Linked DNA regions of Homo sapiens: region 1 is linked to region 2. A link is an interaction called in ENCODE POLR2A ChIA-PET data of the cell type or tissue named here. Cell type or tissue: PC-9. All regions are shown on one strand.

The links. Peaks named below come from ENCODE experiments on the same cell type or tissue, not always from the same donor. Only the 100,000 strongest peaks of a DNase experiment are listed, where the experiment ranks them.
Region 1: POLR2A ChIA-PET joins it to region 2 with 7 read pairs; 3 of 35 experiments call an interaction of 5 or more read pairs at or near these places.

The regions. Positions count from the first base shown.
Region 1 is chr10:114,406,196-114,411,195 of GRCh38, reverse strand. No RefSeq gene overlaps it. Among named protein-coding and RNA genes, the nearest start is that of AFAP1L2, 4.2 kb to the right of the region's middle. In PC-9, no CTCF peak of the experiment used is centred here; a DNase peak (open chromatin) is centred at 2,065; H3K27ac peaks cover 1,388 bases.
Region 2 is chr10:114,149,707-114,154,706 of GRCh38, reverse strand. It overlaps CCDC186 (coiled-coil domain containing 186), which reads left to right. Exons shown (of 16, transcript NM_018017.4): 4 at 3,487-3,615. Among named protein-coding and RNA genes, the nearest start is that of MIR2110, 22 kb to the left of the region's middle. In PC-9, no CTCF peak of the experiment used is centred here; a DNase peak (open chromatin) is centred at 3,046; H3K27ac peaks cover 1,563 bases.

The DNA.
Region 1 (5,000 bases), 260 kb before region 2:
AGCAAGGACTCAAATAGATATCTGTACACTAATGTTCATAACAGTATTATTCAAAATAGCCAAAAGGTAGGAGCAACCCAAGTGTCCATTGACAAGTAAGGGATAAATAAAATGTGGTATATACATACAATGGAATATTATTCATCCCTGAAAGAATGAAATTCTGATATATGCCACAACATGGATGAACCTTGAAGACATGCTAAGTGAAACAAGACAGACACAAAAGGACAAATACTGTATAATTCCACTTATATAAGGTGCCGAGAATATCAAATTCATAGAGATAGAAAGTAGAATAGTAGTTTCCAGGGGCTAGGGAGAAGGAGAATGGGGAGTTACTGTTTAATGGGGTACAGTTTCGGTTTGGGGTGATGAAAAAGTTCTGGAGATGAATAGTGGTGATAGCTGCACAACAATTTAAATGTATTTAATGTCACTGAACTGTACGCTAAACATTATTAAGATAGTAAATTTTATGTATATTTTACCACAATAAGGAAAAAAAATTATTTCATCCCTTCAAGGCTTTGTTCAAAGGCCACCTCCTCCATGAAGCCTTCCTCCTGCTTTATCCCACCCCATGCCCAACCAGACCTGATGTGCCCTTTAGCAATAATCTGTTTCACCAATCTGAACTAGAAAAGACATTTTGTAGTTTTTATTTTCCTTTTCACAGAAACCCCAAGAGGGATAAAAAATGGGACAATCATTCATTTCTTCATTCAACAGGCATGACTGAGTACCTACTATGTGCCAGGTGCTATATTAAACACAACAGCAGGGGATTAATGCAATACACGAGAGCACTGTGAGTAGGGGCAGATTGCCTGGAAGAGCCAGAGTGTGGGGCTGTGCTGAGAAGGGGGTGCAGGCTTCTTGGGTCGGGGGACATCCTCAGAGGAGTGGCTTTTGAGCTGGCTGTGATACAGAATGTGTAGGCATGACGCTGAGAATAGTTTCAGGAATGGCTTTTGACAATACATGATCACAAAAGAGTGCCTGGGTGAGAAGTCTGGTCAGAGACACTGCTTCAGTGGGACTGCCTTGTGCCCTGCCCACCTGTGGCCTTGGGCAAGTTACTCAAGGTCTCCATCTGTGAAATGGGGGGAAATAATATCTGCTGTCCAGATCACTGTGAGAATTAAACAGGATAAAGTCTGTAAAGCAACTGCCTTCTGGTGGGTACCCCCTCCTTCTTGTCTCAGCTGGAGAAGCCCCTGGTGTTTGAAGGAACATCTCTGCTGCTGAGAATTGGTTTAGGACAGTAGGTGATCCTGAAGCTCAGTTCTCTTCCTCTGGACACTTTCAGCCAACACACCCAGGGGGCCTAGAGCCCTCCTACCCCATCTGAGCTCAGCGGAAACACTCGCTACCTGGATTGCAGGGCAGCGTTACTCAGTCTGCTCTGAGGACTGTCTGCATTGGAATGGATCGTTTCTGATCCTGTGGTCCAGGGTGGGGTCAGTGGTAGCACCCCCAGAGGATTGAGCATGAGCTAGGAACCAGATCGTCTGATTCCTGAGGCCAAAAACCCAATGAATTTGAATCGGAATGTGAATGAACCCTGTGTGGACGTTGCAAAGCCACAAGGGGTTAAATTGCACCCAGGTTTTGGAGAGGAGGAGACAGTGCTGAGCTTCCAGAGGCCCAAGATTCCTATTGATGGTTTTAAGTGGTGGGGTTTTTTATTTTTTTCCCTTCAGTTTTGTTCTTGGAAAAGGCGGTGAATTCCCATTTTAAATTCACTCTGCATACATTTCTGATTGATTTTTGTTTTGTCTAGAGCCTCTGGGATTTGCCAAGTCTCCATCAATAAACTAGAGAGGATTTAGGGAAGAGGTAATTAAAGGGGCTGGGGCAAGAGAGGAAAGGGGGAGAGAGGACAGGCAAAATGGAGATATCGAGCTGTCCCCAGCCTGCAGGGAGGGTGCTGCGGTTACAGGAAGTGTTCAGGGAGATGGCTATCAAAGGGTTTGCCGGGGTGAAACTGTCCAGTTGGAGCCCTTCGAAAGCCTGAACTAAGGGCCATGGTAAAGTCCAGGAAATTGGAGTCAGGAAACTTCATTTTTGAGTCCTAGTTTTGAAAGAGATTCCTTTGAGACTTTGGGTGAGTCACCTAACTTCTTTGCTTCCTCATTTGTGAAACAGAGATAGCTCAATTTGCTCCTAGCCACCCTGGTGGGAGAGTCAACTCAAGCAAAACGGCTGCTGAGTGGGACCTTGTAACCTGGCCCTGCTGACCCCAATTGACAGCCAGGGCTGGGAACAGAGACTTGAGGCTTCCTTCAAAAGGAAGAGTTACACCATCAGATTCGCCCTGAGAATTTGAAAGGAAACCAGGACCCATTGCTAATAGTCTCTTGACACCGGTAGAATAGAGGGTGGATGCCAGGCCGGGCCATTTGCAATATGAGGAAAGGAAGGGAAGGAGAAAGAGAAGGCAAAAAGGCAAGACACCATCCGTCCTGCCCCACTTTCCAGTTCCAGCTTGCATGGAGGCCCGCGGAACGCTGTTCCCTCTCCTCTTATCCATGAGACGTCAGCATTCTTGCCACAGCCTCTGACTTTTCTATTTCTTGAGCCCTCCTGAGCAGGCCCACGTGGAACAGGGTGCTGATGTAAGGGGCTGAGCTCCAGGGCTCAGACCCAGTGTTCTAACTCCCCTGGGAGCACCATGGGCCTTTCACTTTCTCCCTTCAACTCCCCAACCTGCAGCCACTTCTGAGTGTGACTCTTTTCCTGCTCATTGTCTCCATCCCCACCCCCAAAGCAGCCCAGGAGAGCAGGACTTGTTTGCCCTGCTCATGCTCTGCAGTTCCTGGAGACACCTGGCACACAGCAGGCCCCACATCTGAGGGCTGCATGACGCTGTTCACCTAACCACTCAAATTGCTGGAAACTGCAGAGTCGGCCTCAGCTCTTCTCCTCCCTCACACTCTGCTCAGGCACAACTTCCAGAAGGTTGCTGCCATCAGTCCTCTCTTCCCCATTGGCTTTTCCACCACCCCATAGCTTCTCACCTGGGGGGTACAACTGCCTCCTGTGCTCCCCCTGCTCTCAGCCCCTGGGGGATCCCCGGGGCACCAACACTCTTCAGTGCTGTCTAATCACCTCAGCTCAGCACTCTAGGCCCTGGAACAGTGCTGCACCCACCTTTCCAGCCTCACTTGCTTCATTCCTGGCTTCTCCCTTTCTGCTACAGCAACAGAGCTGTTTGACCCTGAAAAGGCTCATCTCCCTGCCTCTGTTCCCACTGTCCTTTCTGCCTGGAAAGCTGCACTCACTGTACCTTTCCTGTCACCTCACTAACTCGAACTCATCCCACTCAGCCAGCTCGTCGCACTCTTCAAATTCATGGAACTCAGTGCAGCCGTTGCTGCTTCAGTGTCCTCTTGTGTGTTCCCAGAATCCCTCGTGTTTCTGTCTTATCAGAGCATCTACCTCACTGTGCTGTGTTGTTCACTGGTCTGTGTGCCCCATGAGATGGTAACAAACAGCCTGGCACTTCCTATGAGTGCCAAGAAGTTTTGTGAATATTTGGGGCTGGCAGAGTGACTCACACATATAATCCAAGCGCTATGGGAGGCCGAGGTGGAAGGATCACTTGAGCCTAGGAGTTGGAGGCCCCATCTTTATAAATAATAAATTAACAACAACAACAACAAAACTAGGCGAGTGTCATGGTATGTGCCTGTAGTCCTAGCTACCTGGGAGGCTGAGGCGGGAGGATTACTGAAGCCCAGGAGGTTTTTTTTTATTGTTGTTGGTTTGTTTGTAAACATTTTATTTCATTTTAATTTTTGATTTTATTTATTTATTTATTTTTGAGACAGGCTTGCTCTGTTGCTCAGGCTAGAGTGCAGTGGTGTGATCTCAGCTCACTGTAACCTCCAGTTCCTGGGTTCAAGCAATTCTCATGCCTCAGCCTCCCAGGTAGCTGGGATTACAGGTGTGCACCACCATGCCCGGCTAATTTTTGTATTTTTAGTAGAGACTGGGTTTCACCACGTTGGCCAGGCTGTCCCGAACTCCTGACCTCAGGTGATCTGCCCGCCTCGGCCTCCCAAAGTGCTGGGAAATACAGGCATGAGCCACCACGCCTGGCCTAAATATTTTATTTCATTTAACACAATACATTCCAGTTTTACCTTAAATATATTTTTAAAAATATTTAATTTTCTGATTATTCTTCTTTTTCTTTTTAAACTTTTATTTTAGATTCAGGGCAAATGTGCAAATTGTTATATAGGTAAATTGTGTGTCATAGGGGTTTGGTGTGGAGATTATTTAATCACACAGGTAGTAAGCATAGTGCTCAATAGGTAATTTTTCAATCCCTACTCTCCTCTCACCCTCCACCCTCAAGTAGGCTGTGGTGTCTGTTGTTCCCTTTTGTGTGTCCATGTGTACTCAGTATTTAGATCCCACTTAAAAGTGAGAACATGTGGTATTTGGTTATCCGTTCTTGCATTAGTTTGCTTATGAAAATGACCCCCAGCTCCATTCTTCCTTGCTGCAAAGGACATGGTCTTGTTCTTTTTTATGGCTGCATAGTATTCCATGGTATATATGCACCATATTTTGTTTATCCAGTCTACTGTTGATGACCATTTAGGTTGATTCCATATCTCTGCTATTATGAGTAGTGCTGCAATAAACATACATGTGCATATGTCTTTATGGTAGAACCATTTATATTCCTTTGGGTATATATCCAATAATGGGATTTCTGGGTTGAATGGTAGTTCTGTTTTAAGTTCTTTAAGAAATCACCAAACTACTTTTCACAATAGTTGAACTAATTTACATTTCCACCAGCAGTGTATAAGCATTCCATTTTCTCTGCAACCTCACCAGCATCTGTTATTTTTTGACTTTTTAATAATAGCCATTCTGACGGTATGGTATCTCATTGCAGTTTTGATTTGCATTTCTGTAATGATCAGTGTGAAGCCCACGAGTTTGAGGCTGCAGTGAACCAAGATTGTGCCACTGCA
Region 2 (5,000 bases):
TTAATAGAGTGAGTTGGGAAGTGTTACTTTTTGGGGGAAGAGCAAAAATTTGTGAAGAATTGGTATTCTTCTTTAATTGTTTTAAAGAATTTTACCTGTGTAGCCACCTGGGACTGAATTTTTCTTTGTGGGTAGGTTTTTGTTGTTGTTGTTCTTTTTTATTATGCTAATTCAGTCTCTACTTGTTATAGGTCTATTCAGATCTTCTATTTCTTCTTGAGACAGTTTTGGTAGTTTGTGTCTTTCTAGGAATTGTTCATTTTGTCTCTAAGTTAAATTGTTCATACTATTTATTTATTCAATTATTTTTATTTCTATAAGGTCAGTAGTAATGTCCCTCTTTCATTTTGATTCTAGTAATTTCAGTCATCTTTCTTTTTTCTTCAGTCATTCCAGCTAAAGGTTTGTCAGTTTTCTTCATCTTTTCAGAGAACCAGTTTTTGGTTTTGTTTGTTGTCTCTGTTTTTCTTTTTCTTTTCTTTTTTTTTTTTTTTTTGAGACAAGGTCTGGCTGTTTCACCCAGGCTGGAGTGCGATGTTGCGATCTCGGTTCACTGCAACCTCTACCTATGAGGCTCAAGTGATCCTCCCACCTCAACCTCCCGAGTAGCTGCTACTACAGGCGTGCATCACCACATCCAGCTAATTTTTGTATTTTTTTGTGGAGATGGGTTTTCACTATGTTTCCCAGGCTCGTCTCGAACTTGTGAGCTCAAGCGATCCACCTGCCTCAGCCTCCCAAAGTGCTGAGATTACAGGCATGAGCCACTTCACCTGGCCTTGTCTCTGTTTTTCCATTCTAGTTTTTATTTTTTTCTTCCTCCTCTTTGTGTTTGGTTTAGTTTGCTGTTTTTCTGGTGTCTTAAGATGCAAGTATAGGTTATTAATTTGATACCCTGTCTTCTTTTTTTTTTTTTTTTTGAGACGTCATTTCGCTCTTGTCACCCAGACCGGAGTGCAGTGGCGTGATCTTGGCTTACTGCAACTTCCACCTCCTGAGTTCAAGCGATTCTCCTGCCTCAGCCTCCCAAGTAGCTGGGATTACAGGCACCCGCCACCATGCCCAGCTAATTTTTGTATTTTTGGTAGAGACGGGGTTTCACAGTGTTGGCCAGGCTGGTCTCGAACTCCTGACCTCAAGTGAGCCTCCTGCCTCTGCCTCCCAAAGTGCTGAGATTACAGGCTTGAGCCACCCCGCCTGGCCCCCTTTCTTCTTTTTTAATATAGGTATTTGTAGTTATAAATTTTCCTCTAAGCATTCCTTTAGATGTGTCTCCTGAGTTGTGGTATATTATGTTTGCATTTTTATTAGTCATCTAGTACTTTCTAATTTCCCTTGCAATTTCTTCTGTGTTTCTTTAGCAGTATGTGGTTTAATTTTCACAAATTTGTGAATTTCCCATATTTCTTTCTGTTACTGAGGTCTCATTCCATTATGGTTGGAGAATATGCTTCATATGATTTTAATCTTTTAAATTTATGGAAGTTTGTTTGTAACCTAGCATATCCTCTGTCATGGAATATTCCATGTGCACTAGATGAAAACGTATACACTGCTGTTCCTGGGTGGAGTGTTGTATAGATGTATTAGATTCCATTGTTTTGTAGTGTTTAAGTCTCCTATTTCTGTGTTAATTTTCTGCCTAATTCTATTTATTATTGAAAGTAGGATAGTGAAGTCTCCAACTATTGTTGACTTATTTTCCCTTTTATTTCTGTTAGTTTTTGCCTCATATATTTTGATGCTACATTCTTAGATGCATATACATTTATCTGTTAGATCTTTCTGATGGCTTGATCTGTTTTATTTTTGTGAGCTATTCTTTATCTCTGGTAACATTCTTAATTTTAGTCTGTTTTTTATGTAAATATAGCCACTCTTCCTTATGATTGCTGTTTGCATTATATATTTTTTTCCACTCTTTTCAGTTTACTTGCATTTTGAACCTAAAATGCCTTCTATAGACAACATATAGTTGAATCTTGTTTCTTTAATTAAGTCTGTTAGTTTCTGCCTTTTGATAGGATTATTAAATCCACTTTCATTTAATATTATTGATGGTGGGATTTATGTCTGCCATATCTTTCGTTTTCCATGTTTCATGTCTTTTTTCTTCCCCTATTCCTCCTTCACTGCCTTCTTTTGCATTAAGTGAATGTTGTCCAATATAACATTTAAATTTCTTTCATGATATTTTCACTATACAGTACAGAGTTCCCCCTTATCTGAGGGGAATTTATTCCAAGATCCTAAGTAGATGCATGAAATTGTCAATAGCACTGAACTCGATTGCCATCAATCAGAATATGTTTCTGTTTATGTCTGCCCCTGACAAGTGAATGCCCTTTTCATCCTTTTTTTTTTTTTTCAGAGACAGGGTCTCATCACTCTGGCTGGCGTACCATGGTGGGATCACAGCTCACTGTAGCCTCAAACTCCTTGGCTCTAGCAATCTTCCTGCCTCAGCCTCCTGAGTAGATGGGACTATAGGCATGCACCACCATGCCCAGCTAATTTTTAAAATTTTTTGTAGAGATTGGGTCTTGCTGTGTTGACCATGCTGGTCTTGAACTCCTGACCTCAGGCAATTCCCTCTCCTCAGCTTTCCAAAGTGCTGGGATTACAGGCATAAGCCACTACCTGGCTCCTTTCCCGTCTTAACAAAGTACTTATGCAGTGTGGCCATAACTTTTGAAGTTTGAGGTGTGACAGCAAAACTAGCATGAATTTCTTTTTTCTTCTTCACAGTTTCATGGATAGAAGATTCATTCTTACTGTAGATCTTAGCAACCTCAGTATATGATTTTTTTCTTTCAAGTCACCATTTCACTTAAAATAAGCACTTTAAAGCCTCTCTTTGGCACATGTGAATTGCCAGCATCACTATTCTTATACTCTGGGGCCACTAATAAGTAAACTCACTTATTAATTAAGGGCTAAGTGTTGCTGCACACAAGCACTGTCGTCCTGCCATAGTCAGTCTGGTAACTGAGATGGCTACTAAGCGACTAACTGGCAGGTAGTGTGTACAATGCAGACATGCTGGACAAAGGGATGACTCACAGTCTCAGTGAGACATAGTGAGACAACACAAGTTTTCATCACACTACTCAGAATGGCATGCAATTGAAAACTTGTGAATTATTTCTGGAAGTTTTTATTTAATATTTTTGAACTGTGGGTGACTGAAGGTTGCTGAAACCATAGAAAGTGAAGCCACAGATAAGGCGGGACTCTACTGTATTTCTTTGTGTTATTCCTTTGTGGATGTTCTAGGGGTTGCCAGATACCTTAACTTAATGGAATCTCCAGATTTTTACTAAATGACAGTGAGATATAGAAACATTGCTAAAAGTTTTTATTTCAATAGCTGAAGTATATTCATTGTATTCTTTATGTTTATTTACTTTGTTTATATTTATTTGCAGTATTGGTGGTGTATTTGGTATAGCTATAAAAATAATTTGGAAATAATTTTCTTTACAGTTAGAATCAAGAATAGAAGAACTTAATAAAGAAGTTAAAGCTTCCAGAGATCAACTAATAGCTCAAGACGTTACAGCTAAAAATGCAGTTCAGCAGTTACACAAAGAGATGGCCCAACGGATGGAACAGGTATTTCTCACATCGTTGTCATTATTAACTTGATATTCTGGTGACTCTTGTTTGTTAAAATAAGCTAACACTGTTAGACTATTTTGGACCTCACTATTGTATTAATACTAGGTGATTCTTTTATATAAAAGTAAGCCATTAGGCCAGACGTGGTGACTCACATCTGTAATCCCAGCACTTTCAGAGGCTGAGGCAGGCAGATTGCCTGAGGTCAGGAGTTTGAGACCAGCCTGGCTAACATGGTGAAACCCCATCTCTACTAAAAATACGAAAAGTTTAGCCAGACGTGGTGGCGCATCCCTGTAGTCCCAGCTACTTGGGAGGCTGAGGCAGGAGAATCACTTGAACCCGGGAGGCGGAGGTTGCAGTGAGCCGAGATTGCACTGCTGCACTCCAGCCTGGGTGACAAAGCAAGACTCTGTCTAAAAAAAAATAGTAAGTCATTAAAAATTCTAAAGCAATATATAAATACATACAGATGAATAAAAAAGTGTATGGAATAAAAATTTTTTTTTTAATCTGTACATATTCTTCCCCTGCCTACAATCCTTTTATATCCCATTCCTTGTTCCATAGCTAATTATTGGTATTTTGATTATGTATCTTACTACATATACATGTACAAGTCACACATGTTTATTTGTACATGGTCATATACTTTTTTCCCCCATTTGATTGGAATGATACTATACATCTTTTTTGTAACCTTTTTTCCCATACTTAATATACCTTGGTAATCTTTTTAAGTTGGTATATATGATCTCAGAAGAGGTAATTTTAAGCAGTGCTTTTTTATTACTTGCCTGAACTCTTTATGGATGACGTCTTTGTCATCTTCATTTCTGTATCCACAAAACCTAGCACAGTATCTGACTAACAATTAGTCTTCACAATGAATTGAATCTGAAAGGGTTAACTCACACCTTCATTATTTGAATGTGATGGATCCCACCCTTTCTACCCCGAAGCTGCTACTGTAGATGGCATTCTGGAAGGACTTTAGGAAACAGATTATCCTCAGCCTTTATTTGGATGATTCTTTAAAACATGCTGACTCCTTGCATTAGAAATGTTATGTTTAACTCTCCTGCTATCAGTTCTGAACCCTTTTGTACCAATTGAAGGGAAATACAGAGCCTAAGAGCTTAAGAAGTAACTGGTTTTAGCGGGCCCAAACATAGCCAGCCAGTCATTAGAATCACCTGGTGAGCCAACCTGCCTGCCTGCCTGCCTTCCTGCCTGCCTGCCTGCCTTCCTGCCTTCCTGCCTTCCTGCCTTCCTTCCTTCCTTCCTTCCTTCCTTCCTGCCTTCCTGCCTTCCTTCCTTCCTTCCTTCCTGCCTTCCTGCCTTCCTTCCTTCGTCCCTTCCTCCCTTCCTCCCTTTCC